2 separate regions of the Homo sapiens genome follow, and region 2 is linked to region 1. A link is an interaction called in ENCODE POLR2A ChIA-PET data of the cell type or tissue named here. Cell type or tissue: GM12878. All regions are shown on one strand. Links, peaks and the distances in the headings refer to the core of each region. The heading gives the core; the rest is flanking DNA.

Evidence for each region. ChIA-PET counts read pairs that join two places held together with the same protein. Peaks named below come from ENCODE experiments on the same cell type or tissue, not always from the same donor. Only the 100,000 strongest peaks of a DNase experiment are listed, where the experiment ranks them.
Region 2: POLR2A ChIA-PET joins it to region 1 with 10 read pairs; 9 of 35 experiments call an interaction of 5 or more read pairs at or near these places.

Annotation. Positions count from the first base shown.
Region 1 is chr15:90,683,031-90,698,899 of GRCh38, reverse strand. The region is part of intron 2 of CRTC3-AS1 (CRTC3 antisense RNA 1); the gene reads left to right. Among named protein-coding and RNA genes, the nearest start is that of CRTC3-AS1, 26 kb to the left of the region's middle. RefSeq lists an enhancer at 15,343-15,843. In GM12878, for the core only: a CTCF peak has its summit at 5,025 (motif pointing right); DNase peaks (open chromatin) are centred at 5,039, 6,329 and 6,649; H3K27ac peaks cover 3,202 bases.
Region 2 is chr15:90,630,413-90,645,449 of GRCh38, reverse strand. It overlaps CRTC3 (CREB regulated transcription coactivator 3), which reads right to left. Exons shown (of 15, transcript NM_022769.5): 12 at 6,804-7,004; 13 at 6,635-6,715; 14 at 4,251-4,353; 15 at 105-3,518. The coding sequence ends at 3,310. CRTC3-AS1 (CRTC3 antisense RNA 1) reads left to right here. Exons shown (of 4, transcript NR_120372.1): 3 at 4,193-4,408. It also overlaps the pseudogene HSPE1P3. Among named protein-coding and RNA genes, the nearest start is that of LINC01585, 22 kb to the left of the region's middle. RefSeq lists an enhancer at 3,527-4,726. In GM12878, for the core only: no CTCF peak of the experiment used is centred there; no DNase peak of the experiment used is centred there.

The DNA.
Region 1 (15,869 bases), core at 3,924-8,923:
CTTTTTCATACACCTTTGCCTTCACAAAGCCTTTCTTCCCTCTTTTCCGTTAGCAGAATCTTGGTTTTTGTAGGCACATCTATGCTCCCCTCCGCCAACCAACACCTTCCCCAGCTCAGGGGCAAATCTTGATTAGCTGGGTACCTTTTCCCTGGATGAGGATTGGCCCAGCATGGACATGTGATACAGTTCTGGCCCATGAGACAGATTTCATGGGGAGGCTTCCAAGAAGTTTCCTCATTCTTTAAAAGAGACCCCCAGGAAGACTCATTCTCTTTTGCTAATCCTTGCTGAGGCTGACTGTGGCATCTGGAGCTGCAGCAGCCTTCTTGTGATCAGGATGGAATGAAGAGAAAGACAGAAAGACTGAGGGCCCTTCACAACGTCAGCAAATCCACCAACCATGGGGCTTAGCTGCCCTACTTCAGGAAATGTTGTTTAATGAAATAATAAAATGCCCTAACTTTTTTTTTTTTTTTTTTTGAGATGGAGTCTCACTCTGTCGCCCAGGCTGGAGTGCAGTGGCGTGATCTCAGCTCACTGCAAGCTCCACCTCCCAGGTTCACGCCATTCTCCTGCCTCAGCCTCCTGAGTAGCTGGAACTACCAGCGCCTGCCACCACACCTGGCTAATTTTTTGTATTTTTAGTAGAGACGGGGTTTCTCTGTGTTAGCCAGGATGGTCTCGATCTCTTTACCTCATGATCCACCCGCCTCGGCCTTCCAAAGTGCTGGGATTACAGGCGTGAGCCACTGCACCCGGACTAACTTTTTTTTTTTTTTTTCAGAAACAGTGTCTCACTCTGTTGCCCAGGATAGAGTACAGTGGCCGCATCATGGCTTGCTCCAGCCTCAACTCCTGGGCTCAAGGGGGAGCCCGACTAATTTTGTATGTTTTGTTGTGTTTTGTTTTGTTTTGAGACAGGGTCTCACTCTGTCACCCAGGCTGGAGCTCACTGCAGCCTCCACCTCCCCAGGCTCATGTGATCCTCACACGTCAGCTTCCAGAGTAGCTGGAACCACACGTATGTGTTGCCTGGCTAATTTTTGATTTTTTTTTTCTTTTTAAGTTTTGTATTTTTTGTAGAGATGGGGTTTCACCGTGTTGCCCAGGCAGGTCTCAAAATGCTAGACTCAAGTGATCCTCCTTCCTTGGCCTCTTTAAAGTGTTGGGATTACAGACTTGATAGCCACCATGCGAGGCTTTTTTTTTTTTTTTTTTTTTGAGATGGTGTTGTGCTCTGTCACCCAGCCTGGAGTGCAGTGGTGCCATCATAGCTTACTGCAGCCTCAACCTCCGGGTCTCAAACCATCCTCCCACCTCAGCCTCCCGAAGCTCTGGGATGACAGTCATGAGCCACCATGCCCAGCCAAAATGCCCTAACTTTTTAAAGCCAAATTGAAGTTGGATGTACTAGATCTTTTTCTGATTGGTCCTTCAGACTCATTTCTCTCTGTCAATCAGGAGGCTGGGTTTGGCCTGTGACATGTATCAACAGATCAAAGGGTGGGAGTACAGAGCCAGGTCCTGGTTCACTGGTGGCTGCATCCTTTGCCCAAGGTCATAACCCCTGTCAGGTGGCTTTTGTGCTGTAGCTATACATCAGATTTCAAGAACCTCTCCTTCCTTTTGCCCTCTCAACTAAAAAGTGTGGTGGTGGTTTCCTTCTGTTGCTAGTTTCATTCTTTGTGGTTCCCTGAACCCTACCTATACTTTAGTAAGTAATTGCTTCATTAGCATCTCTTAAATATCCTCTTTTGGCTGGGCGCAGTGGCTCACACCTGTAATCCCAGCACTTTGGGAGGCCGAGGCAGGCGGATCACGAGGTCAGGAGATCAAGACCATCCTGGCTAACACGGTGAAATCCTGTCTCTACTAAAAATACAAAAAATTTTTGTAGTCCCAGCTACTCGGGAGGCTGAGGCAGGAGAATTGGCGTGAACCCGGGAGGCAGAGGTTGCAGTGAGCCGAGATTGCGCCACTGCACTCCAGCCTGGGTGGCAGAGCGAGACTCCGTCTCATAAAAAAAAAAAAAAAAAAAATTCTCTCTTGCGTTTGCCAACTCTTTTCCGCCAGGACCCTGACTAATACTTGGGTTTGCAACTGTTGCAATTACTGCCCACCTGAATGAACCCTTACTATCCTTAAAGACATTTTACTATCATCTTTCATGTAGATGAGTCTGTTCATTGGTTTTAGAGCATGAAGTGGTGTAATGTGCCCATTTTGATTTTTGTCTGACGTTCTGATAGGTGATTAATTGATTGTTTTTATCAAAACGTCTACTCTCCTAATAAATCTGTCAATTTTTTTTATTCCACCTATAACTTTTGTTTTTTATTTTTATTTTTTTGAGACGGAGTCTAGCTCTATCGCCTAGGCTGGAGTGCAGTGGTGCGATCTTGGCTCACTGCAACCTCTGCCTCCAGGGTCCAAGCAATTCTCCTGCCTCAGCCTCCTGAGTAGCTGGGATTACAGGCATGCGCCATGACACCTGGCTAATTTTTGTATTTTTAGTAGCGACGGGGTTTCGCAGTGTTGGCCAGGCTGGTCTCGAACTCCTGACCTTAAGTGATCTGCCTTCCTTGGCCTCCCAAAGTGCTGGGATTACAGGCGTGAACCACTGCTCCTGGCCCATCTATAACTTTTGGGTTGTTCACATTTATGGGAAAACAATGAGGAGAAATAAATTTCCAAATGTTTTTAGATTAATGACTTTTACATGCCTTCCAAGTATCTTCTAAAGAAGTGTTATGAGATGTTCCAGCCGGGCACGGTGGCTTACGCCTGTAATCCCAGTACTTTTGGAGGTGGGCAGGTCACCTGAGGTCAGGAGTTAGAGACCAGTCTGGGCAACATGGTGAAACCCTGTCTCTACTAAAAATACAAAAATTAGCCAGGCATGGTGGCGCATGCCTATAATCCCAGCTACTCAGATAGCTGAAGCAGGAGAGTTGCTTGAACCTGGGAGGTGGAGGTTGCAGTTAGTCGGTGATGACTGTTGAGATGTAACACCAGCAGCATGATCCGTGACAGAATTAATAAGGTGGACTTTATTAAAATTAAAATTTTCTGCTTTACAAAAGACACTCTTAAGAGAACAAAAAGACAAGACAGACTAGAAGAAAATGTTTGCAAAAGATATATCTGATAATGGACCATTATCCAAAATATACAAAGAATTCTCAAAACTTAACAATAAGAAAACAAACAACCTGATTAAAAAATGAGTCAAAGGCCTGGCATGGTGGCTCGTACCTATAATCCTAACACTTTGGGAGGCTGAGGCAGTAAGATTGCCTGAACCCAGAAATTCAATACCAGCCTGGGCAATATAGTGAGACCTCGTCTCTACAAAAAATATAAAAATTAGCTGGGTGTCGTGGTGCAGGCCTGTTGTCCCACCTACTTGCTAGGCTGAAATGGGAGGATGGCTTGAGCCCAGGAGGCGGAGGTTGCAGTGAGCCATGATTGTGCCACTGCACTCCAGTCTGGGCAATAGAGCAAGACTCTGTCTCAAAAAACAAAAGCAAACCCAAAAATATGCCAAAGACCTTAACAGACACCTTACCAAAGCAGATAAACAGATGGCAAATAAGCATATGAAAAGATGCTCCACATTTCCCTTTCATCAGGGAAAAGCAAAATAAAACAACAATAAGATGTCATTGCATACCTATTAGAATGGCCAAAGTCCAGAACACTTACAACATCAAATGCTGGCAAGCATGTGGAGCAACAGGAACTCTCATTGCTGATGGGAATGCAGAATGGCATAGCCACTTTGGAAGACAGTATGGTAGTTTCTTACAAAACTAAACCTACTCTTGCCATATGATCCAATGTTGGCTTTGAAAACTTATGTCCATACAAAACCCTGCACAGGTATTTATAGCAGCTTTATTCATAACTGCCAAAACTTGGAAGTAACTAAAATGTCCTTCAGTAGGTGAATGGATAAATTGTGATACATTCAAACAATGGAATATTATCCAGCATTAAAAAGAAATGAGCTACCAAGCCGTAAAGAGACATGAGGAAAACTTAATTCCATAATGCTAAGTGAAAGAAGCCAGTCTGAAAAGGCTACACACTGTATTATTCCAACAATATGGCATTCTGGAAAAGACAAAACTGTGGAGATGGTAAAAAGATCAGTGGTTGCCAGGGGCTGAGGGCAGGAAGGGATGAATAGGCAGAGAATAGAGGAGTTTTAGGGCAGTGAAAATACTCTGTATGATACTATAATGGTGGACACATGTCCTATATATTTTTCCATTTGTCCATAGATTGTACAACAACAAGAATGAACCTTAATATAAACTATACACTTTGAGTGATGATGTGTCAATGTAGGTTCATCAGTTGTAATAAATGTAGCACTCTGGTGGGGGATGTTGTTAATGGGGGGGATTGTGCATGTGTTGGGGGGGCATATGAGATATCTCAGTGCCTTCCTCTTAATTTTGCTATGAACCTAAAACTGCTCTCAAAAAAATAAAGTCTGGCCGGGTACAGTGGCTCACACCTGTAATCTCAGCACTTTGGGAAGCCAAGGCAGGTGGATCACCTGAGGTCAGGAGTTCGAGATCAGCCTGGCTGACATGATGAAACCCTGTCTCTACTAAAATTACAAAAATTAGCTGGGTGTGGTGGCGCGCGCCTGTTATCCCAGGTACTCGGAAGGCTGAGGCAGGAGAATCGCTTGAACCCAGGAGGCGGAGCTTGCAGTGAGCCGAGATTGCACCACTGCACTCCAGCCTGGGTGACAGAGTGAGACTCTATCTCAAAAAAAATAATAAAATAAAATAAAGTCTTTAAAAAAATAATCTTTGGCTACTTCAGCCATTTTCTCCCTTCTCAGGCCATGGCTTTGGTTTCATCCTCAACCTCCAACTAGGTTCCTCTGACAACTTTTTTTTTTTTTTTAACATTTCTCTGCTCCAAAACCAGACCCCAAATTCAGGGAGGAAATTATGTAGAGGCTGATGGTCTTACACCCAGATCACCTGTGGTTTTCCCCAAATGGCCACTTGATGGCACTCAAGAATCTTCTTCTTGTTCACATGATTCCTGGAATGGCTCATGTGAAATAAAGGGGGTATGATGAATGAAGGACTTTTGATAAAAGTCATTAGATGCTATGGATATGTTCCAGTGTGTTCCATTGTAGACCACAGTACTATCATGTCTGCCTTTTTTTTTTTTTTTTTGGTAGAGATGGGGGTCTCACTATGTTGCCCTGGCTGGTCTTGAACTCTTGGGCTCAAGCAGTCCTTTTGCCTCAGCCTCCCAAAGTGTTGGGATTATAGGTATGAGCCACTGCACCTGGCCTGTCTCTGCCATTTTTTGACAGATAATGGAACGGCATGATTCACAACAGTATTATTCTGTTAATTTCATCCAGATGAAAAAATACTGATCACATAAATAGAAATATATGTTTAGAGATGTGTAGAACTATCACCATATACAAAATATACTACACTGTCATCATCAAAGAGTTGTTAAAAGTTTTCCTACTCAAATTTGAAATATCTGCCAGGCATGGTGGCTCACACCTGTAATTCCAGCAATTTGGGAGGCTGAGGCAAGCAGATAACTGGAGCTCAGCAGTTCGAGACCAGCCTTGGCAACATAGCAAAACCGCGTCTCTACTAAAAAATTAAAAAATTAGCCGGGCATGGTGGCGTGCACCTGTAATACCAGCTACTCAAGAGACTGAGGTGGGAGGATGGCTTGAGCCCGGGAGGTTGAGGTTGCAATGAGTCAGGATCGTGCCACTCACTCCAGCCTGGGCAACAGAGCAAGAGTCTATCTCTAAAAAAAAAAAAAAGAAGAAGAGGTCGGGCGTGGTGGCTCACGCCTGTAATCCCAGCACTTTGGGAGGCCAAAGCATGTGGATCACTTGAGGTCAGGAGTTCTAGACTAGCCTGGCCAACATGGTAAAATCCCGTCTCTTCTAAAAATACAAAAATTAGCTGGGCGTGGTGGCAGGCACCTGTAATCCCAGCGGGGCCGAGGCAGGAGAATCACTTGAACCCGGGAGGTGGAGGTTGCAGTGAGCCGAGATCGCACCATTGCACTCCAGCCTGGGGGACAAGAGCGAGACTTCGTCTCAAAAAAAAAAAAAAAAAGAGAGAAATATCCTTGTCCTTTAATACAATGAGACACAAACCTCATAGGTCAAATGGGAAAGGAAGTCTGTGAAGGCTTTCAGATGCAACAAGACTTTGACTACTGACTTTCACTATAGAATCAGCGGGTGGGGGGGTATAAAATGACAAAATAGAATTTCAGAAACTAAATTGGTCAAGATGTGTGCAGAAACCTGATTCAAATGGCCTAGATAGTTCCCAGAGTTCTTGCAAGTATAAGATGCACAGCTGTCAAAGAGACATTCTCATCTTGAAATATTAATGGGTTGGCCCATGACACGTCCCTCTATACTCCCAGGGGAACCCACTTAAAAGCAATAATATATTAAATGATATCCTCCTAAATTAGTACAAAGCATTCTATAAAAAGCGTGTCAAGGCCTTCTTTTCACATGTCCTACCGTGGCAGATGCTGTTGGTGCTTCACCTGTATCCCCCTGGATCCCTTTTACCATTTCTGTCCTGTTATCCTCCACTTTCTGTGACCTTTGTTTCCAGTGGCTTGTACCTGAGGGCATCACACCTGGTCTGCTGGGGTTGCTGTGCACACCAGCATATAAAGGGAGTGAGAATGGCCTGAGAGTTTATGTGTCCTTCCTACCTGTGTTCATAACCACTGACTGGTGCAGGAAAGCCTGCACTTTCACTGATGTGAAAGCCCAGCTCCCTCACTGCAGTGGAACAAAACTATAAAGTGTAATTTCCCCTTCAGAACTCACCTCTGCATCAGGCTGAGGCTGGGACATGGCCAGCATCAAAGCCTTGCTTGGCATCTTCCTCTTCCTTTACTTCTTTTCTGCATTCCTTTAATTGTTTCTCCTGGGAGCACTTCCTTAATAAATCATTTGCACATTGCTTCTGTCTCAAAATTTGTTTTCGGGAACCCAACCTAAGAAACCAACCATCCCTGATAAACCATGCTGCCATGTGCAGCCTAAAATTGGGATACACATCCTAAAATTGGGATACACATCCTAAAATTGGGATACACACCAGAAAAAAAACTTCGTTGAAACATTGCTAATAGGGGCCTTTGGCCTTGAATCCATGACTGCAAAAATACTTCTCTAATGTGGGCAGGGAGGGGAATGAAGAGACAGAGCAATGCTGCTTAGAGCTTTGCCCTTGACACAAAAACAGGAGCTGCCAGGGAAACAACCACTGCAATCATTTGTGCTTCATGAGGAGCAGCCACCAGGGGCTGTTGGTTGTGATTCTGTTCTTCTTGCTATGGAATGATCCTGGATCTCTGTTTGTTTGTTTGTTTTTTGTTTGTTTGTTTTTAAGAGTCTTGTGCTGTCGCCCAGACTGGAGTGCAGTGGCGGGATCTCAGCTCACTGCAACCCCTGCCTCCTGGGTTCAAGCGATTCTCCTGCCTCAGCCTCCCGAGTAGCTGGAATTACAGGCGCCCACCACCATGCCTGGCTAATTTTTGTATTTTTAGTAGAGACAGGGTTCGCCATGTTGGCCAGGCTGGTCTCGAACTTCTGACCTCAAGCGATCTGCCCACCTCGGCCTCCCAAAGTGCTGAGATTACAGGCTTGAGCGCCCGGCTTTGGATGTCTGTTTTAACTTCCTCTTCAGTTGAAGGAGATTGGCAATCCCAAAACAAAGATACTTCACCAATCCAAACAAGTTTGTAAAAACCCACTGCCTCCTGAAGTCTTTGGCACTCACTTGGCTATAACTATAATTTTCTCATTCATCATCTCACCAGACTAAGAAAACAATGCTATTCTTTGACCCAGCAACATGCTAAGAACTTGTGTGTCTTTTCTTGTCAGTTATGCTCACATGGGACTCACAGTTACTGGAAGACATAACATGAAATATAGACAATTTCAGATGAGCAAAAGCTGAGAGAATTCATTTTCATCAGATTTGCACTACAATAAGCACTAAAGATTGTTCATCAGGCTGAAAGGCAAAGATATCCAGTGACGGCACTCCTTGGTATTTACCCAAAGGAGTTGAAAACGTATGTCCACATAAAACCCTGCACAGATATTTATAGCAGTTTTATTCATAACTGCCAAAACTTGGAAGCAACCAAGATGTCCTTCAGTAGGTGAATGGATAAATAAATTATGGTACATTCTACAGAAAGGAATGAAGAACATCTTATATGGGCTAATATAAAAGCCTATATTTTTTTAATTTTAAAAATAATTTCTTTAAAAAACAACTGACCAAACAAAAACAATAATAATTTATTGTAAGATTTAAAACATGTAAGGCCAGGCACAGTGGCTCATGCCTGTAATCTCAGCACTTTGGGAGTTTGAGGCAGAAGAATCACTTGAGCCTAGGAATTTGAGACCAGTCTGGGCAACGTGGTTAGACTCCCTCTCTACAAAAAATACAAACAAATTAGACTGGCATGGTGATGTGTACCTGTAGTCTCAGCTACCTAGGAGGCTGAGGTGGGAGAATCACCTGAGCCTGGGAAGTTGAGGCTGCAGTGAGCCGTGATTGTACCATTGCACACCAGCCTGGGCAATAAAATGAGACTCTATCTCAAAAATAAATAAAAATAAAACATGTAAAAGTAAAATATATGACAATAATAGCAGAAGGACAGGTAGGGTAAATGAAATTATTCTCTCTTTAGGTTATACATTTTATGGATAAATTAATTCTAAGCAAAATGTAATAAATTAAGAATGTAGGCCGGGCACAGTGGCTTATGCCTGTAATCCCAGCACTTTGGGAGGCCGAGGCGGGCAGATCACGAGGTCAAGAGATCAAGACCATCCTGGCCAACATGGTGAAACCCCGTCTCTACTAAAAATACAAAAAATTAGCTGGACGTGGTGGTGTGCACCTGTAGTCCCAGCTACTTGGGAGGCTGAGGCGGGAGAATCACTTGAACCCAGGACATGGAGGTTGCAGTGAGCAGAGATTGCATCACTGCACTCTAGCCTGGTGACAGAGCGAGACTCTGTCTCAAATAAGTAAATAAATAAATAAATAAATAAATAAATAAATAAAAATGCATACTGTAATCACCTAGAGCTAAACTGAAAATACTATATAAAGAGGTAGAGCTAGAAACCAATAGAAGAAATAAAATGGACTAATAAAAATATTTGATTAATTGAAGGCAGGCAAAGAGAACAGAATGAAAAATAGGTGGCACAAATAGAAAACAAATAGCAATATAGTAGATTTAAACACAATCATTGCAATCATTACATTAAATATAAATGGACTAAACACTTCAATGAAAAGGCAAAGATTATTAAACAGAATAAAAAACGACCCGAATCTATGCTGGATTTTATTTTGTTTTGTTTTGGCTTCGGGGATTTTTTTTTTTTTTTTTTTTTTTTTTGTGACAGGGTCACATTCTGTGGCCCAGGCTGGAATGCAGTGGCATGATCACAGCTCACTGCAACCTCTGCTTCCTGGACTCAAGTGATCCTCCTGCCTCAGCCTCCCAAGTAGCTGGGATGACAAGCACGTACCACCACGTCTGGCTAATTTTTTTATTTTTTTGTAGAGGTGGGGTTTTACCATGTCACTCAGACTGGTCTCAAACTCCTGGACTCAAGCAATCTGCCTGTCTTGGCCTCCCAAAGTGCTGGGATTACAGGCATGCGCCACCACACCTGGCTATGCTGTCTTAAGAGACACACTTTGAATATATAGAGACCAAAAAAGTGAAAATAAAAGGATAGAGAAATATATATTTAATACAGATAAGAAGGTGAAATATAAACAAGAATAAGAACAAACAAGAAAGCTGATGTGGTTGTATTCATATCAAACAAAGTAGGCATCAAGATAAGGAGTACTAGTAGATACAAGAAGAAAAACTTTATAGAAGAATCAATTCATCAAGAATACTTAACAATCCTAAATGTGTGCACTTAGTAACTATTAGTTTGCTAGGGTTGCCATAGAAAGCCACCACAGACTGATGGTGTCAATAACCAAAATTTATTTTCTCACAGTTCTGGAGGTTAAACATCCAAGACATTGGTGTCGACAGGGTTGATTCCTTCTGAGGGCCATCTTCTCCCTTTGTCTACATATTATCTTCCCTCTTTCTGTGTCTGTGTCAGAATTTCCTCTTCTTATAAGAACACCAGTCATATTGGATTAGGGCCTACCCTAATGACCTCATTTTAACTTAATTATCTCTGTAAAGACCCTAGCTCCAATTACAGTCATGTTCTGAGGTACTCAGAGTTAAGACTTACACATACAAATTTTGGGGGAGGACACAATTCAGTCCATAACAGTAATGGGGCTTCAAAATACATGAAGGAAAAGCTAATAGAACTAAAGCAATAACTAGGCAAATCCACAGTTATGATTAGAGATTTTAATATCTCTCTGTCAGTCACTGATAGACCAAGAAAACAAAAATCACTAAGTATGTGATTTTATTGAATGACACAATTAACCAACCTTGCCTAACTGACATTTATAAAACACTGTGCCAAATAACTACAGAATACACTTTTTTTTTTCAAGGACACATAAAAAATTCCCCATGATAGACCATATGCTGGACTATAAGTAGGTCAATAAATACTAAGAGGCTGATATCTTATAGATGATGTTCTCTGACCACAATGGAATTATATTAGATAGAATAACAAAAACAAATCTAGAAAATCCCCCAGTAATTGGAAATTAAACAACATACTACTAAGTAACTCATGGGTCAAAGAATAAATCACAAAGGAAATTTAAAGATATGTTAGGCGAGGCATGGTGGCTCATGCCTGTAATCCCAGCACTTTGGGAGGCCGAGGCAGGCAGATTGCTTGAGATCAAGAGTCCAAGACAAGCCTGGGCAACATGGTGAAACTGTCTCTACAAAAAAATACAAAAATTAGGTGGGCATGGTGGTGCATGCCTGTAGTCCTGGCTACTCGGGAGGCTGAGGTGGGAGGTGACCCTGGGAGGTAGAGGCTACAGTTAACCCATGATTGTGCCACTGCACTCCAGCCTGGGTGACAGAATGAGACCCTGTTTCAAAAAGCCCACAAAATTTCATTCTTTGAAAATATTAATAAAATTGATAAACTCCAGCACTTAGAAAGAAAGAGAGAAAAAAAATGGGGCCAGAGTAAAAGTTATAGCGTTTCTTATACTGTGCTTATGGGATTTCTCTATGTTTGAACTTAACAGTCAGCCCTCCATATCCATGGGTTCTGCATCTGTGGACTCAACCAACCTTGAATCAAAAGAAATGTTTTTATTTTCTGTAGTGAACATGTGCAGACTTTTTTTTCTTGTCCTTGTTCCCTAAATAATACAATATAACAACTATTTACATAGTATTTATACTTTATTAGGTATTATAAGTAATCTAGAGATGATTTAACATTCTGTATATGGGAAAATGTGCATAGGTTATATGCAAATACAACCCCATTTTATATCAGAGACTTGAGCATCCATGGATTTTGGTGTCTGAGGGAGGTCCTGGAACCGATCCACTATGGATATCCAGGGATGACTGTATATCAAAATAAAAATTTAAACAAGGTGGGTGAAATGTGCCAAATGCTACTATTGTAGGCCTCATATTTTGGTCAAGAGAGATTGTCTTTTTCTGCTGAAATGAAGACAGTAGTGGGAGAGGTGTGGAAAGGAATAAAAGTTATGGTTGAAGGAATGGGAGGGCTGAGTCAGTCCTTAGATGGAATATGACAATGGCCTTTACAAATTAGGCTCCTGTGCACCTGCCCTTCTGACCTGGATGCCTACATAAGCTGTGTGGTATCTTTGTCATATGGAGTTTTCTGAGCCACATGAGGTTTCCAAACTAGTTTTCATTCTCTCAGTGTTTCTTGTAATCAGCACTTAAGCTCCTCTTACAGATCTAACCTAAACAGCATGTAAAGCCAAGTTTTTTTTTCTCCTTCAATGTTATGGGGAAAGAGGATTATGTTTTATAGGGGGAGAAGACAGGTGTTTGAATTTAGACCTCATGGATGAAAACAAGCCTCATGTTGCATCTGAATCAGAAACAAGGCAGAGTCATTTCTTTATTCTAAAAGCCAACGGCTGCTCAGAGACAAGCAGATTGAACCACTTCCTCCCTGCACAGAAATTCTCAGGGTATACACACGCACACATTTACACACACATATGGTTAGAAGAACAAAGAAAAGAAGCAAAAAGAAAACTAATTCACTAATGATGTCATTTGCAACTACAGGGCATAGTTATATGTCTCATATCACCTAATTTCCTCCAAAAAGCGTGTTTCATGAGTCCAAGCAATTCTCTCATAGCAGTAAGTTTAAGAGTTACATTGTAGACAAGCACTAATCAAGTAGCCAAGACAGGCTAAAAGAAAAGAAAAAAAGAGACATTGTTTCCTTTTAGATTTTTATTATGAAAAATTTCAATATGCACAAAAGAGAAGTGTAATGAAGTCTTCATATACCCATCACTCAGACTCAGCAATCCAATTACAATGAGTTGGCAAAAACTATAAAAGAGGAAGCATGCAATTTGGAATCTAGAGCAGGCCACAGTTAAATTTAGCTTTACTGGGACCTTGTTTCAACATGATTAATCAACTAATCAAAGCTCGTTTGACTTCGGTTTCCTTATCGGCATAAAGAAAGGCTAGTCTCAGCCCACCATCTGCGTCAAGTGTATAGGTTCAGGTGGAAGGCTCAGGCTCTGTTCAAGATTCTGTGTCTTCGTTGATTTATTTTTAATCAAGTTTTTGGGGACAAAAAGGCTTTAGCTTATTTTTAATTTAATTTTTTTTAAGAGACAGAATCTTACTCTGTTTCCCAGCCTGGAGTACAGGGTGTGACCATAGCTCCACGCGGCCTTAAAACTCCTGGGCTCAAGCGATCCTCCTGCCTCAGGCTCCCAAGCGGCTGGAACTACAGGTGCATGCCACCACACCTGGCTGCTTTATGTTACTTTCTACATTTTCTCAGCGAAAGTGAGACTTAACATTTTCTAACTCTACAATCTGCTGTGTTTAAGATAGTGAGCAGGGTATCTGTGTGAAGATGATCACTGGGCAAGGAGATCTCTGAACCTGGGTCTCAGGGGAGAGTTCTGGGACTGGAGATCTGTTAGAAGTGACAGTCTAATGTGGGAGACGATGTCAAGAAAAAGAGTTGGGAAGGGGAGTAAGGCCTGGGTAGAGCTCTGTAGAACATTCACATTCAGGTCAGAGGAGGCACATGCAAGAGCTCGGGCATGACAGAGTCCTGGGAGAAAGAGAAATAAAAGGGTCGACCACATCAAGGGAGTGGAGGATGCTAAAGTCCTTCAGAGTGAGGCAGGAGAAAGGCTTGGCACAAAGGCTGAGGGGCAGAGAGAAAAACCTAATTTCAGCCGGGCACAGTGGCTCACGCCTGTAATCCCAACACTTTGGGAGGCTGAGGCGGGCGGATCACCTGAGTTCAGGAGTTCAAGACCAGCCTGGCCACCATGGTGAGACCTTGTTTCTACTAAAAGTACAAATAAATTAGTTGGGCATAGTGGTGCACACCTGTAGTCCCAGATACTCAGGAGGCTGAGGCAGGAGGATTGCTTGAACCCCAGACGTGGAGGTTGCAGTGAGTGTAGATTGTGCCACTGCGCTCCAGCCGGGGTGACAGAGCAAGACTCCATCTCAAAAAGAAGAGAAAAATAATTTCTGTCCAGCTCTCCCCACCCCTCCCTACTTGCTTCCTCCTGGTCCTTTTCAATTCTGGAATCCCTGGCTTCTTTGTCCCCAAGAGACACCTTTCCCCCAGTCTTCTATCATCTCTTTCTCCCCATTCCTCCCGGACTAGCTAATTCCTACTCATTGGTCAGATCCCAGCCTGAAAATCTCTTCTTGACCTTTCAGGCTAGATCTGATCCCACAGTAATACACTCTGTACTTCTCCATCAAGCATCTCGGTCGTCTTTGTGTATTTTCATGACTCTGACCAATGCCCAGGCAGTTAGCTCCATGAGGGTAGAGACCAAGTTTATAACAGGTGCCTACCTCAGGGTCTGGCCCAAGTGTGCTCAGTAAAGAGTTATTGAATGGATGAATGAATCAATGAAGGTAAGTAGGTGTTGGCATAGCCTCAGGACTCAAGGCCAGATATTCTTTCTGGAACTGCACAGAAGTTCTAGTTTATCGTCTGCAGTTGACATTGACAACCCTGGGTAACACCAACCACTGTGTACCCTACTGCTGCTCCCATGGCCAAGGTCCTGCCCGGGCCAGGCCAGCTTACTGCTCTCCAGGCTCAGCCTGGCGGTCTGAGCATCGCTGACCATCTTAGGGAGAGATGCTTCTGGGGACTGATGAGGGGGGAAGCCAGACTGGAATGCGTGGGAGGTGAGGAAAGGGAGATTGTGGATGCAGACAGCTTTTTCACAAGTTTGGCTTTGAAAGGGAGGAGAGAATTAGGAGGTAGCTGCAAGGAGATTTGGGGTTTTCAAAGCAGTTTTTTGTTTGTTTTTTTAATTTCAGGAGAGATTTAAATATGTCTAAATGTCAGTGGGCAGGTTCTAGTTAGGAGGGAGAGGTTGAGTAAATAGGAATGGGAAAGAATCCTGAGGCGAGGAGAAGAGGGGCCTCGAATGAGCACCTGGATGGTAGTTAGCAGGCTCCTTCTGCCTCAGGCTTGGCTGAGGCCCCAGACAGGCAGGGCAGCCCCTCCCAATCCCAGCATGGGATGCTAGACCACCTATGCAGGGCTGGGAGGGAAATGTCTGAGAACTGGTAGTTCTGAGTCACTGTATTGACCACCCACATCCAACTTATAAAGCGGTTGGACAGGCCGAGAGAGAGGAGCCAGAGACTAGGAAGCAGGTTTATTTTTTATTTTTTTAATTTTTTATTATTTTTATTATTATTTTATTTTTGAGACAGAGTTTTGCTCTTGTCACCCAGGCTGGAGTGCAGTGGCATGATCTCAGCTCACTGCAACATCTGCCTCTTGGATTCAAGCGATTCTTCTGCCTCAGCCTCCTGAGTAGCTGGGATTACAGGCATGTGCCACCACGCCTGGCTAATTTTGTATTTTTAGTAGAGACAGGGTTTCACCGTGTTGGTCAGGCTGGTCTCAAACTCCTGACCTCAGGTGATCCAGCCGCCTCAGCCTCCCAGAGTGCTGGCGTTACAGGTGTGAGCCACCTGCCCGGTGGAAGCAGATTTCTTTAGCAGAGGCTTGTACTGTGGAGCCCGCCCCCAGCCACACCCATGGGGGAGGGGTGAGTGCGTCCTGCTTTCCTCAGATCAACTGAGGGGGACACTGGAACCAGGGAGACACAGAGGTGTCCGAATCACACCTCGAAATCTACAGGGGCGTGTGTATGTATGTTGTCTGCCTGTCAGTCCACTGGGCTTTGGGGTTTTTTTAGTTATTATTATTTTTAATTAAAAAAAATTGAGATGGGTCATCTTGCTGCGTTGCCCAGGCCGGTCTAGAACTCCTGGGCTCAAGCGATCCTCCCACCTTGGCCTCCCAAAGTGCTGGGATAACAGGCGTGAGCCACCCGCCTGGTGTATGTACTCTTCCCTCAGCATTATGTTTTTGGGATTCACCTATGTTTCATGTATCAGTAGTTCATAATATTACACTATTAACTTTTCTTTTTTTTCTTTTTTGAGACGGAGTCTTGCCCTATTGCCCAGGCTGGAGTGCAGTGGCGTAATCACAGCTCACTGCAGCCTCCACCTCCTGGGTTCAAGCAGTTCTCCTGCCTCAGACTCCTGAGTAGCTGGGATTACAG
Region 2 (15,037 bases), core at 1-5,000, 50 kb after region 1:
TTGCCAAGGCTCCAAATCCTAGCTGCAGGCTGAGCCGTGCAGGAGGCGGTGAGATTAAGGCTCCCCACCAACCCCTCACCCAAGTGAAGAAAAACACCACCAAATGCAGAGACAACCTCATTGTGATGCTTTTAATTACAAAAGATGTAAAATGATGCATTATAAAACTTGGAAGCAACTTTATACAAATTCCAATTTTTAAATATGGTTGAACAGGGTGCCCTGGGGGTTAGGACACTGGCAGGAAGTCTGATTAGTTGCTGGGATGGTCCCATCCATGAAGCACTGGACACATGCTGGGAACCATCTGTGCATAAATCAGAAGAGCCAACAAGAGTGGGAACAGGAAAGGTCTGCAAATACGCATATGGACTTGAAGATACAACACCAGCTCAGGTAATATACAGCAGGCGGAGGAGAAATGAAACAGGAGAAACAGGACAAAGGAGAATTCATGACATGATCAAGAAACCCCTTCTCCTAACCCCCTATGTCCTAAAACCCACAACCATACAGAAAGAAAAAATGGAAATGCAGACAGGTTTTTAGTTCTATGCTGTTTAACTGCTGTAAGTGAGAGTAGTACAATGGTCGATTTCTTGTGACAAAACTAAATAATGAAAAATAGTTTACTCTGAAGTATGCAGCTGCTTCAAATGCTGAGGACCACAACTGGTTTTGTTACAAAGGCCGCAGTGAGTGCAGGCTCACGTGCTGTGGGCCAGGGCGACCCTGCCCGTGGTGAGTCCTCCACACCTTCTAGGCAGAGTGGGTTGTACGATGCCCAAAACCTTTCACAAGAAAAGATCGGACTCACTCATAGACCTAAGGACAAATTGAATTCAGTGCTAAACCATATTGCCCCCAGTGTACACCCCCAATAAATCACTTCCCCGGAGGTCTGTTTTCACAAGTCACCTGGAGAACGCCTTTGGGGCAGTAGGGTTCACTGTGTAGGTCTTGGGGTCTCTGTTGCCAGGCAGGGTGGCTGCTGTGCAGACAAACTGAACTGGGACCCGGATATGACGATACCCATGGGTAAGGCACTATGTGAAGAGTGACTATGCTGAGACCTCTGTTTTATAAAAACACAATTCTTGAAACATCAGCACCATCGCCTGTTGAGAGTGAGATCAGGTTTGGAAGCCCTTTGACACAGGAGCTGGTTTCTTTTGGCACATGGGGTGCTGGGTAGCATTGCGACTGAAGGCTCTTTAACAAAAAGCCACCCCCTCTGAGATCTTGAGCACAAAGGGATCTGAAAGTGTAACTGGGAACAGGGCAGGCCAGCAGGCCCTTCCTGAGCTGGAAATCAGGCGAGGAGGACTCTGGTTTGATTTCCCAATTCCACAGCAAAGATTTGGGGCAAATGTGAAACAGGAATACTTGGATTCCAGAGGAAGGTGGAGGGGCACCCCATGAGGGTTATTTTAAAGATGAGAGGCAAGGTCAGAAGATAGAAATGGAATGAGGTCGGGAGAGGCTAACCAGCCCAGGGTCTTGTGACCACGACTCCTTTTACATAAGGGACAGGTGTGCCAGATTCAGACCCTCATTGTACAGCCTTGCTCCTCTGGGTGGAACAGTCCAGCAACCCTCAGTACACTCCAGGGTCTCCTGGAAGGGCAATGGCTGTCCAAGCAAAGGTCCTGGCATCTTCCGTCTCTCCTTCAGGGTTCTCCTCCTCTCCACCCTGTCCTCTCACAGCCTAGACCCCCCCCTCCCCCTGCAGTGCTCTGCCCCCTTCAAACCTACTGGCATCACCCAAGTTAGAGGAGGCAGGCGGTGGTGGAAATCTGGCCCATCTATTTTATGAGAAGGTATTGATGACTAATGATGCTTCCATGAATTAGGCCTTCGTTTTACTATAAACTATTTTTTCAACCTCAAAGAATGAATCTCTACTTGAAGCAATTTAGAGCCAAACGTGGATCTGAGAAGGAAGATCTTCCTGGGTGGGGCCCAGCCAGGATGCTCAGGGCACTCACCTGCTCAGCCCTTCCGGATGTACTCAGAAGACAGCTCCCACCCACCCGCGTGGAGCACAGCCCAAGGAGAATGCAGTGCCCGGCTTCACTGTGATTTGGTCACCTAGTGTTAAAAGCATATTAAAGTGCATGCTTCACCATAGGCACGAGTGCTAGAAAAGCTAAAGCTCTGAGAAGATCTGGCAGGGAAGGGGATAGCTACAGGTGAGCCTGCCTTACGGCATGGCGGACGCACTCATTCATCATGCGCTGCACGCACGGTTCTGCAGCACTCACTCCAGCACACGACTGTGCTGCCACGCACGTGTTAGGTGCTACGGGTTCAACAATGATAAGGCACTGTCCCTGCCCTCAAGGAGCTTACGGTCTAGGGGGGTGACATTAGACTCCCAGCCCACAGAGACACAGCTCTGGGGAGGGATGGGGAAGCTCAGTTGCTCGGTGGGTGGGGTTAGGGCCTCACCAGCTCCCTCTGGCTGCTCTTAGTGGGGAGGTCTGTGCTTGTCTGGAGTTTGTCTGGAGGCCACTGAGTATGAGACACCTGCAGTCCCTGTCTTCCTTCCCCAGCCCCCGAGGAGGAGCACAGTTCTCTTCAGGCTCATCAGTGCCAGGGGACTCTTTTCAGTGACTGATAAAATGGTCTTCCTCTTCCTCTGGTCCATAAGGAAAAGGTGTACTTTTCTGAAGCAGCAGAAACCAGCTGGGAGAAAATGAAAATTAGCCTTCAGTCTGCCTAACTCAAGCCTGCCCTCGGGCTTGTGGTAAAAACTTCATGTCGTAATCCAGGCGTGGGAGAGAGCCGTGGGGTCCACTCAGCCTGGGAATGTCCCCCGCTGGAGGGCCTCGCCCTCTGGGTCAGGTCAGAGCAGGCATCGAGGTGCCCTCTCCGGTGCCGCCGCCCCAGGCCGAGCCTCCCACTCCGGGCCCGCCTTCGGTGCGGACGGAGATCAGTGGTTCTGAGCACACTACACAATGCTACGGAGGCCTCCAGTGACACAGTATTTCCTACTCTTACACATCGGCTGACTGGATGGCCAGTAAAAAGATGCAGTGGAGGTGAGCTTTCCAGTTCATGGGAAGCTCCAAGCAGCCTGCCTGCTGCAACACGACTTTGGCCACAGGCGGGAGAGGCAGTACAAAGCTGTGTGATCTGGAGGAAGCCACAGTGTCTGAGATGGGATCTCATCTGAAACCCTGGAGCCGTGGCATTGCTTCCTTCTATGTCAAGATAACGAAAGCCCGTGGTATCAGCTGGCTTCATTCTATTCCATTCTATTTTGGCTGTTGCAGAAAAACATTCTTCTGTTCCACTGCCTTCTGTTCACAGTCTGTCAGCTCGAAACGTCTCTTCAACAGAGGGGTCCAGCAGGCCCATGCTGGAGTCACTTAACATGTTGAGTCCGTCCAGGCTCAGGGGTTCAATCTGCAGCTCCTCTTCCAGTGGAAATGGAGTGTCCACGTTCAGGCTGACCTCAGGCAGGCCTGCCAGCGCACTGTTGAGGTCTTTGAACAGGCTGGTGCTGGAGTCTTCTGAAAGGAGTGGCCAGAGGGGAAAACAGTGCGGTTAGGAGGCGCGAAGGCTCCAGGCTACTAAGCAAACCCAGCTGATGACAGTCCCCTAAACTGCTATCCCACACATCCTGACCACCCCCAGGCCCACAGTTCTTGCCCTGGAATCTACATTCTTGTCAGTCAGTTGCACAACTCCCAATTTTTGCAGGTTTTTTCCTTTTGAACAGTCATCAGTCACCTAAGATGAAATCTTTTTTTTTTTTTGGAGACTGTTGCCCAGGCTGGAGTACAGTGGCACAATCTCGGCTCACTGCAAGCTCCACCTCCTGGGTTGGTGCCATTCTGCCTCAGCCTCCCGAGTAGCTGAGACCACAGGCGCCCGCCGCCATGCCCAGCTAATTTTTTTTGTATTTTTTAGTAGAGACGGGGTTTCGCTGTGTTAGCCAGAATGGTCTCGATCTCCTGACCTGATGATCCGCCCACCTCGGCCTCCCAAAGTGCTGGGATTACAGGCGTGAGCCACCGCACTGGGCCAGATGAAATCTTTCAGAAAAGGCTTTGACTACCAGGCCCACCGCCCTGTGTCACGGTCTCTGAGGCTGGACACCTGCATCTCAAAAAGTCAAGTCGACCCAGGGAACGTTAACTTTTTGCTTTATATAATATTATGTTGTTTAAACTCTCTTATGAAGGTTCCTGAACACACAACAACATAAAAGCAGTAAAGAAGCTGAGGGATAGCTCGCTCACCTGGCAGGATGGTGTTCGGGAGACTCCCGCAGTTGGAATACGGGCTTGGTCTCAAATGAAAAGAGTCCTGCAGTTCTCGGGAACCTTGTTGCACCAGAGGCACCTGGAAGCATCGAAGGTCATGTGAGGAAGGCCACACCTCTGTTTCCAAGGAGGAAGTGAGTATTGCAATGTGCTCCCAGAGCAAAACCTGACTTGCAAACTAATCCATATTCCCTTCTTTCCAGGATCCCAGAGTGCTTTGCTCTTATGGTAATGCATGCACAATATTCTTGTCAGGCAGGCAGACGCTGGGGTGGAGGAGGGGTCCCTGAGGTCCACAGCGTGGTGACTTTTCCCCAGCCCACTACACCATCCCAAGAGACACCAATGCTCATGGTTTCTGTGGCCCCTCAGACATCTGTCCTCAGCCTCACCAAGGCCTTTGCAAACTGCCTTCTGTGGGAACCCTTCAAAGGCTCTGTCTATAACCAAGGAAGTATGGACTCTTCTTCCTTGGTTTCTTTCTTCTTTTTTTTTTTAAAGATAGGGTCTCTGTTGCCCAGGCTGGAGTGCAATGGCGCCATCTCGGCTCACTGAAACCTCCAGCTCCCAGGCTCAAGCAATCCGTCCACCTTAGCCTCCCAAATAGCTGGGACCACATGCCACCATGCCTGGCTAATTTTTGTATTTTTTTTAGAGACAGGGTCTTGCTGTATTTTACCCAGGCTGGTCTCAAACTCCTGAGTTCAAGTAAGCCACTGGCCTTGGCCTCCCAAAGTGCTGGGATTATGGGTGTGAGCCACTGCACCTGGCCTCTTCCCTGGTTTCTAGAAAACTGAGAAAGGGGAAGGCTTTCCTTTTCACACTCAGAAGGAGGAAACTCAGGCAAGCTCCTCCCTATGAGAAAGCCTCTATGAGGACTGGTTATAACCAGTGCCAATTTTAGGTTCCTTTCCTGAAATTAATTTTCTAAGCCATTTTAAAAAAAGTCTCAAAAGAAGTGTCTATCATTTTTCAGGGAGACGGTGATTCCCACCTAGACTAAAATGGCTCTTTGGGAAACAGGGAGGCAAGGAGGATTGGTTCTTGCCACAAAGCTTCATCTGTGGCCTGCTTAGGAAACAGCTATCTTAATTTATTTTATTATTATTATTTTATTTACTTATTTTGAGACAGAGTCTTGCTTTGTTGTCCAGACTGAAGTGCAGTGGTGCGATCTCAGCTCACTGCAAGCTCCGCCTCCCGGCTTCACGCCATTCTCCTGCCTCAGCCTCCCGAGTAGCTGGGACTACAGGTGCCTGCCACCACGCCCAGCTAATTTTTTTGTATTTTTTAGTAGAGACAAGGTTTCACCGTGTTAGCCAGGATGGTCTCGATCTCCTGACCTCATGATCCGCCCGCCTCGGCCTCCCAAACTGCTGGGATTACAGGCGTGAGCCACTATGCCCAGCTATTTTATTAAGTTCTTGGCTGGGCACAGTGGCTCGCACCTGTAATCCCAGCACTTTGGGAGGCCAAGGCGGGTGGATCACTTGAGGTCCGGAGTTCAAGATTAGCCTGGTCAACAAAGTGAAACCCCATCTCTACTAAAAATATAAAATTTAGCCAGGTGTAGGGGTACATGCCTGTAACCCCAATTACTCAGGAGTCTGAGACATGAGAATCACTTGAACCCAGGAGGTGGAGGTTGCAGTAAGCCGAGATCACGCCACTGCACTCCAGCCTAGGCGACAGATTAAGATTCTGTCTCAAAAAAAAAAAAAAAAAAAAGTTCTGGAACCTGTTCAACCCTTCTTCCACTCCTTAATCCATCGGAGGGCCCAGTCCATACTTATTGAATACTATTGAATACTATAAAATCTAGAATATTAAAAATAGTCAATGTTAGGAAAAAACTAAACTGTAAAAGAAAGTGGCCGAGTTGAAAATACCTTACGGAACGCACTCCCCTCACTCCCCAGGACTGAGCTCTCCCCAGGAGGCCCCACGCTGTGCTGGGTGCACCAGCCTGGGTGCAGGCCAAATGCGGCGCCACCTTCTGACTCTGCGGTGGGAGCAGGCGCCACTCTCCCTATGCCTCAGTTTCAACATGAGGGCGCTGAGGAGGCAGGTGCTGTGTCCCTTCCAGTGTTCATGATTTTACAGTTCTACAACGAGAGTGTCATCAAAAGTCTCCTGCCGATTGTTCCAATAGTTCCTCTGCTGAAGCCTGATACTAAATAAGGCAGCCAGAGAAAGCATTTTAGGGCCAAAGAAGATGAAAGGCTCTTCTAGCCACAGAACACAACCAGAACCAGGAAAGTGGCATGTCTGGTCTGCTCAGTTCTGAATTCTACAGAATGAACAACCTAAATGGTACAGTTTATGCACCAAGGGAGGAGAAGGCAGGGGCGATCACCCACCTGTTGAGGAAAGGCAGGGCCTGGCCTCATGGACTGCTGGTCAAAACCCACATCTGGGAAGAAGTTGGTCAAAGATGAGCCCTTCAGGGAATAAGGAGATGATCATTTAGCTTGGAACTCAGAGCAAAACAAGCATTCCCTCTGCACCAACGCTCCTGCCAGAACTCACCTGGGCCGGGAGAAGCTGAAAGTCTGACTGTGGCAGTGAGGAGGCTGCCTGGGGCTGCTGGGCAGGGGCCTCAGGGGCGCGGGGCTGCTGCAGGAGGGGCTGGGTGAGCTCCTGGGGTGCAGGGTAAGGGGGTGGCGGCGACACCTGGGCTTGAGCTTCTGTGGGCAGAAAGGAAAGTTGGCTTCGGTCTGAGGACACCATCTGCAAAACAAACACACAAAGCCACTAATGAGCTTCTGCGTTTCTGGCGTTAAGTCCTTTAGGATTAGGAAATGTCAGAGTGAGAGGAAGCCTGAGATTTTCCTCACCGCGGTGTTCTGTGCAATGCTGTGAGAAGCCCGTTTCTCATCCTTCAAAGTATATCTCAAATTTTACTTCCCCACAAAGCATGTTCCATTCAATGACAAGTTCTATTGTCTTAAAAGAACTAAACAAGAAAACAGCCAATTTAACCAATTTCCTTTCAGTTTTCTCCGTGAAAATCATGTTTTGTTTTGTTTTATAGCCGTGTCTTCTGGTTAAAAGTGGAAAATTGAAAAAGGCCCTTAGCTCTGTCATCCCCAAATCCTGTTAAAACAAGACACTACAACATTAACAAGCAATAAGCATTAATAAAAAACACTAAACAACAGCACAGAACACTAAATGATAACAAACAACACGAGGACAAAGATAACGGGAGAGAAGAAAATGGCAACAAAAGCTGGAAAATGAGCAGCAGATGGCCCGGTGGCAGCTGGCTTAGCAGAGCTGAGAAAACCCGATGCTAGGCTGGCAGTGAGGAAAAACCAGGAGGCAATCTCACTGACAGCACTCAGTCCCCACAGGGCTCTGGGACTGGGGACAGCAGGGAGCAGGCGGTGAAGCTAAAACCAGGAGATTCTGGTCACAGTTTGTGTAAGGGGCAGTTGGACCTGCAGAGCCCTTGCCTTGAGTGTGCTTCTGCGCACTGGCCCCCACCATCCTGCCACCTGCCAGGAGACTGGAAGGTTCTACTTTCGAGATAATAAAACTAAGGGTCTCTGGATATTAGAAGGTGAGGCACTTTACTGAAAACACAGGGTTTAGAAGAAATTTCTTTTTCTTTAATATTTTATTTTTTTAAGTTCTAGGGTACATGTGCACAACATGCAGGTTTGTTACATATGTATACACGTGCCATGTTGGTGTGCTACACCCATTAACTCGTCATTTACGTTAGGTATATCTCCCAATGCTATCCCTCCCCCTTCCCCGCATCCCACAACAGGCCCCGGTGTGTGATGTTCCCCTTCCTGTGTCCATGTGTTCTCATTGTTCAATTCCCACCTATGAGTGAGAATATGTGGTGTTTGGTTTTTTGTCCTTGCGACAGTTTGCTGAGAATGATGGTTTCCAGCTTCATCCATGTCCCTACAAAGGACATGAACTCATCATTTTTTATGGCTGCATAGTATTCCATGGTGTATATGTGCCACATTTTCTTAATCCAGTCTATCGTTGTTGGACATCTGGCTTGGTTCCAAGTCTTTGCTATTGTGAATAGTGCTGCAATAAACATATGTGTGCATGTGTTTTTATAGCAGCATGATTTATAATCCTTTGGGTATATACCCAGTAATGGGATGGCTGGGTCAAATGGTATTTCTAGTTCAAGATCCCTAAGGAATCGCCACACTGACTTCCACAATGGTTGAACTAGTTTACAGTCCCACCAACAGTGTAAAAGTGTTCCTATTTCTCCACATCCTCTCCAGCACCTGTTGTTTCCTGACTTTTTAATGATTGCCATTCTAACTGGTGTGAGATGGTACCTCATTGTGGTTTTGATTTGCATTTCTCTGATGGCCAGTGATGATGAGCATTTTTTCATGTGTCTTTTAGCTGCATAAATGTCTTCTTTTGAAGAGTGTCTGTTCATATCCTTCGCCCACTTTTTGATGGGGTTGTTTGTTTTTTTCTTGTAAATTTGAGTTCTTTGTAGATTCTGGATATTAGCCCTTTGTCAGATGAGTAGATTGCAAAAATTTTCTCCCATTCTGTAGTTTGCCTGTTCACTCTGATGGTAGTTTCTTTTGCTGTGCAGAAGCTCTTTAGTTTAATTAGATCCCATTTGTTAATTTTGGCTTTTGTTGCCATTGCTTTTGGTGTTTTAGACATGAAGTCCTTGCCCATGCCTATGTCCTGAATGGTATTGCCTAGGTTTTCTTCTAGGGTTTTTATGGTTTTAGGTCTAACATTTAAGTCTTTAATCCATCTTGAATTAATTTTTGTATAAGGTGTAAGGAAGGGATCCAGTTTCAGCTTTCTACGTATGGCTAGCCAGTTTTCCCAGCACCATTTATTAAATAGGGAATCCTTTCCCCATTTCTTGTTTTTGTCAGGTTTGTCAAAGATCAGATGGTTGTAGATATGTGGCATTATATCTGAGGGCTCTGTTCTGTTCCATTGGTCTATATCTCTGTTTTGGTACCAGTACCATGCTGTTTTGGTTACTGTAGCCTTGTAGTATAGTTTGAAGTCAGGTAGCATGATGCCTCCAGCTTTGTTCTTTTGGCTTAGGATTGACTTGGCAATGTGGGCTCTTTTTCGGTTCCATATGAACTTTAAAGTAGTTTTTTCCAATTCTGTGAAGAAAGTCATTGGTAGCTTGATGGGGATGGCATTGAATCTATAAATTACCTTGGGCAGTATGGCCATTTTCACAATATTGATTCTTCCTACCCATGAGCATGGAATGTTCTTCCATTTGTTTGTATCCTCTTTTATTTCATTGAGCAGTGGTTTGTAGTTCTCCTTGAAGAGGTCCTTCACATCCCTTATAAGTTGGATTCCTAGGTATTTTATTCTTTAGAAGAAATTTCACGATCGAATCTTAAGATCTCCACCTTTCTTTCCCAACCCGGCTCACAGGATGCCGGAATCCTGATATGCCGAGGTGCGACATTGGAAGAGTGTCCTTTAGGGAACCTGACAAGGCCTGAAGAGAGAAAATCTTTTTTTCTGGAGACAGAGTTTTTCTGGAGACAGAGTCTTGCTCTGTCACCCAAGCTGGAGTGCAGTGGCATGACCTTGGCTCACTGCAACCTCCACCTCCTGGGTTCAAGCAATTCTCCTGCCTCAGTCTCCCGAGTAGCTGAGATTACAGGAGCATGCTAACACGCCTGGCTAATTTTTGTATTTTTAGTAGAGACGGGGTTTCACCATGTTGGCCAGGCTGGTCTCGAACTCCTGACCTCAGGTGATCCACCCGCCTCGGCCTCCCAAAGTGCTGAGATTACAGGTGTGAGCCACCACGCCTGGCCAGAGAAGAATGTAAAACTTATGACACCAGGAGTTTCCCAAGGAAATGACCAAGCTAGATCATTCTACAATGAAGACCACACTCAGCAGGCCTGCCCACATACACAGAGCTGCCAGCCAGCTTCTCAGTGTCCTTTTTTTTTTCTCATTTACATATTTTTATTTGGAAATGTTTATATCAGTACAAGGAAACAATTTTGGAGACACTGGATGTCATTAGTTATCATTAGTTTATTATAAGAAATATGGAAATTATTTACATGATGAAAGATTTCAGAACTTCAGTGGAATGGGCAGCTTCACACTGATGCCATTTCAGTAGTGACTTATTTCAGTCTATGTACTTTCCAAGAATGTCACCATCTCTAAATAGGAAATAATCCTTGTCATCTAGAACTACTTTGGTGCCTCCATATTCTGGGAGAAGAACTTTATCTCCAACTTTCACGCTAACTGGTTGAATCTCTCCAGCCTTACCTTTAGAACCCGATCCAACAGTGACTACTGTTGCTTGCAATACTTTTCCTTGAGATTTTTCTGGAAGCAAAATGCCTCCTTTGGTTACAGTTTTAGCAGCGCTCCTTCCAACCAATACTCAGTCAGAGAGTGGAAAAAACTTTCTACACGCTTGTCCTGCCATGACTCCCTTCGCCTCAGTCTCATACTCCGCTCTAGTGTAGAGCCGCAAGGAGACAGCCCCTCAGTGTCCTGTTCTTAAACATGAGCAGAGCACTGAGGATCACCAGGCCCTGAGGAAACCATCTGCCGTGAAAGTCAGAGGCCAGAGCAGACACACACAATCTTGGAAAGATGTGTGCAGGAAGAAGTAGTTGTGAAAAACCAAAATCAGCATGACAATATTTAGGCTACTAAGAAAATCCTTATCTATTAGAGATACATATTAAAATATCTGCAATTTTTAAAAGCAGGGTATGGATGAAACAAGATAACAAGGCTGGCGTGCTGGCTCACGCCTGTAATCTCAGACTTTGGGAGGCTGAGGTGGGTGGATCACCTGAGGTCAGGAGTTTGAAACCAGCCTGGCCAACATGGTGAAATCCCGTCTCTACTAAAAATTACAAAAATTAGCCAGGTGTGGTGGTGTGCACCTGTAGTCCCAGCTATTCGGGAGGCTGAGGCCAGGAGAATGGTTTGAACCTGGATGGCGGAGGTTACAATGAGCCGAGATCACACCACTGCACTCCAGCCTGGGCAACAGAGCAAGACCCTGTCTCAAAAAAAAAAAATTAATTGTTGAGGGTAAATGATGGGTATAGGAGGACTTATTGTATTATGTTCTCTACTTTTATGCAATTTAGGAAAATTCTATTATAGAAAATAAAGATAAATTCGAAAAAAAAAGACCACTAAAAACCTGAGAGATAAAAGATGATATTGCATCTGTGGAATAAGTATGATGCTATTAAAAAAGAACACTCAGAGAACAAAAAAGAACTCATAGCAATTTAAAAATGAGAGCAGAAATGGAAAACTCAACAGAAGTGTTGGAAGATAAAGCTGAGACAATCTTCCAGAAAGCAAAGCAAAACAAACAAACAAGGAAGCAACCACAGAGAAGCAAAAGAGGAGAGAGAGAAGATAAGGATAATAGAGGAAAAGTCCAGGATAGTCAACATTCGTAGAGTTCCAGAGAGAAAGAACAGAGAAAACTGAAGGGAAGAAATCATTGAAGAAATAAAGAACATTTCCCAGAAATGAAGGCTGTGAGTTTCCAGATTGAAGGAACCCACCAAATATGCAGACTCACGCCAAGCCACATCATCTTGAAGTTTCAGAACACTGGGGACAAAAAGATCTCACAAGCCTGGGGTGGAGCAGGGGGATTCCATGCAAAGTGTTAAGAGTCCGAATGGCACTGGATTTCTCAATGCAACTTACAAATGAATAGGCAATAGATGCCAAGGGAAAATTATTTCAAATTTAGAATTCTATATTCAGCCAAATAATAATTAAATGGCAGATCAAATAAAGACATTTTAAGTCATACAAAGTCACAGGCACTCTTTGCTATAGAGCTACTAGAGAATTTAGTTTTGAATGTGTCGAGAGGAGATCTGCCCAACTCCAAGAGTTGGGGACTGAATTAGTCATACACATAGATACATATAGATAACCAGGCTAATAAAAAAAGTCAGACATTTATTAACTCCCAAGAGGAAAAAAAATTCTCATTTTCTTGTTTCATAGTATACTATATGTCAACTCTGACTACATTGTAACTATAAAAACACTAAATATTGAGTATTGCTCTAACCAAAATTATAATAAATGAGGAGGGTGGGTAGGAAATTGTGTGTGCACATGTGCGCACATATGTGTGTGGTGGAGTCTGTGGGAGAGTGGAAAGAGAATTAAATTCTAATCTTCATTGGTAGGATGTCATTAGATAATGCCTAACACCAAAAATGTAGAACAAAAAAAGCATAAAACAACATGGTTAGGCTGGGTGAGGTGGCTCATGCCTGTAATCCAGCACTTTGGGACGCCGAGGCGGGCAGACTGCCTGAGGTCAGGAGTTCGAAACCAGCCTGGCTAACATGGTAAAACCCTGTATCTACTAAAAATACAAAAAGTAGCCAGGCGTCGTGGCACATGCCTGTAGTCCCAGCTACTTAGGAAGCTGAGGCAGGAAAATCGCTTGAACCTGGGAGGTGGAGGTTTCAGTGAGTTGAGATCGCACCACTACACCCCAGCCTGGGTGACAGAGCAAGACTCTGTCTCAAAATAATAATAACATGGTTATACCAAAGAGATTAGTTAAAATGGTTGACAGCCATCTCTAGGCAGTGAGGAATATGCCTAACGAGAGGGAAAGACAGCTGTTTTTCTATAACAAGCCCTTTAGAACTATTTTACTTTTTAAACTATGTGCATGAATAACATTCACTTTTTAAAATTTCCTTTTTTTAAGAGATAGATAGGGTGTCACTATGTTGCCAAGGCTGGTCTTGAACTCCGGGCCTTAAGCAATCCTCCAGTCTCTGCCTCCTGAGTAGCTGGGATTACAGTCAGAACAACTGTGTCCAGCAACATTCATTTAAAAAAAATCTAAATATTAAACAAATTAAAAACACATCTGAAAGGGGACACTCTGGCCATACAGTCTCCTTAAAATGTAGCTAAAAAGCAAGAATACTTTTAGATCTTATAAAATAATCTTGCAAAATAAAATTAAAGGTAATTCAATAACATAAGAACCACGAAAACAATAATTATGGACTAGCCTGGGCAATATGGTGAAACCCCATCTCTACAAAAAAAAAAAAATACAAAAATTAGTCGGGTGTGATGGTATACACCTGTAGTCCTATGTGCTTGGGAGGTTAAGGTGGGAGGATCACCTGAGCTCAGGGAGTTCAAGGCTGCAGTGAGCTGTGATCGCGCCACTGCACTCGAGCCTGGGTGACAGAGTGAAACGCTGTCTCTAAAAAAAAATAAAAATTATGGCAGGGCACAGTGGCTCATGCCTGGCACAAGGCACACTGGCTAATTCCAGCCCTTTGGGAGGCTGAGGTGCGAGGATCACTTGAGCTCAGGAGTTTAAGACCAGCCTGGAAAACATAGGGAGACCCTATTTCTTTCTTTTCTTTTTTTAATTCTAATTTTTTTTTTTTTTTGAGACAGAGTAACTCTGTCACCCAGGCTGGAGTGCAGTGGTGCAATCCTGGCTCACTGCAAACTTCCACCTCCAGGGTGCAAGCAATTCTCACGTCGCAGCATCCTGAGTAGGTGGGATTACAGGCGTGTGCCACCATGCCCGGTTAATTTTTGTATTTTTAGTAGAGATGGGGTTTCGTCATGTTAACCAGGCTGGACTCAAACTCCTACCCTCAAGTGATCCGTCTGCCTTGGACTCCCAAAGTGCTGGATTACAGGTGTGAGGCACACACCCAGCCCAGGGAGACCCTGTTTCTACAAAAAAATTAAAAAAATTAGCTGGGTGTGGTGACATGGGCCTGTAGTCACATTTACTTGAAGAATCCCAGCTGAGGCAGGAGGATCACTTGGGCCCAGGAATTCAAGGCAAGGGAGCCGCGATCGTGCCATTGTGCTCCAGCTTGGGCGACAGAGTGAGACTTAAAAATTATGAAATGTCCTCTCACCCTCGCCCAAAAGAGATCACTCATACGATCAACACGCCACGGCTAGTAATTGGTAAAGAGTGACCAATAACAAGATCCTCTAACTCTCCGTTGTGTTCTGTCAACTCTTCCTTCTAAATCATTAATTTATGGCGAGGTGGTGAGTAGTTAATGATGCTGTAATAGGCCGGGCGCGGTGGCTCACGCCTGTAATCCCAGCACTTTGGGAGGCCGAGGCGGGTGGATCATGAGGTCAGGAGATCGAGACCATCCTGGCTAACAAGGTGAAACCCCGTCTCTACTAAAAATACAAAAAATTAGCCGGGCACGGTGGCGGGCGCCTGTAGTCCCAGCTACTCGGGAGGCTGAGGCAGGAGAATGGCGTGAACCCGGGAAGCGGAGCTTGCAGTGAGCCGAGATTGCGCCACTGCAGTCCGCAGTCCGACCTGGGCGACAGAGCGAGACTCCGTCTCAAAAAAAAAAAAAAAAAAAAAAAAAAAAAAAATGATGCTGTAATAGACAGAGGATGTGACAAAAGGTTGAAAACACATTCCTCGATGATTATGGTATAAGGAGAACCACCTCTGAGTTTAGAATTTATAGGATGTTTCAACCCCTGTGTTTCTATAATGGGCTTTTCTTTTCTTTTGAGACAGGGTCTCACTCTGTTGCCAGGCTACAGTGCAGTGAGGCTATCTTGGCTCACTGCAGCCTCGACCTCCTGGGCTCAAGTGAGCCTCCCACCTCCGCTCTGGAGTAGCTGGGACTACAGGCGTGTGCCACCACACCCAGCTAATTTTTCCATTTTTTGTATGGGTGGGTGACTTTTAAATGTGCCTCTTTCTCAAC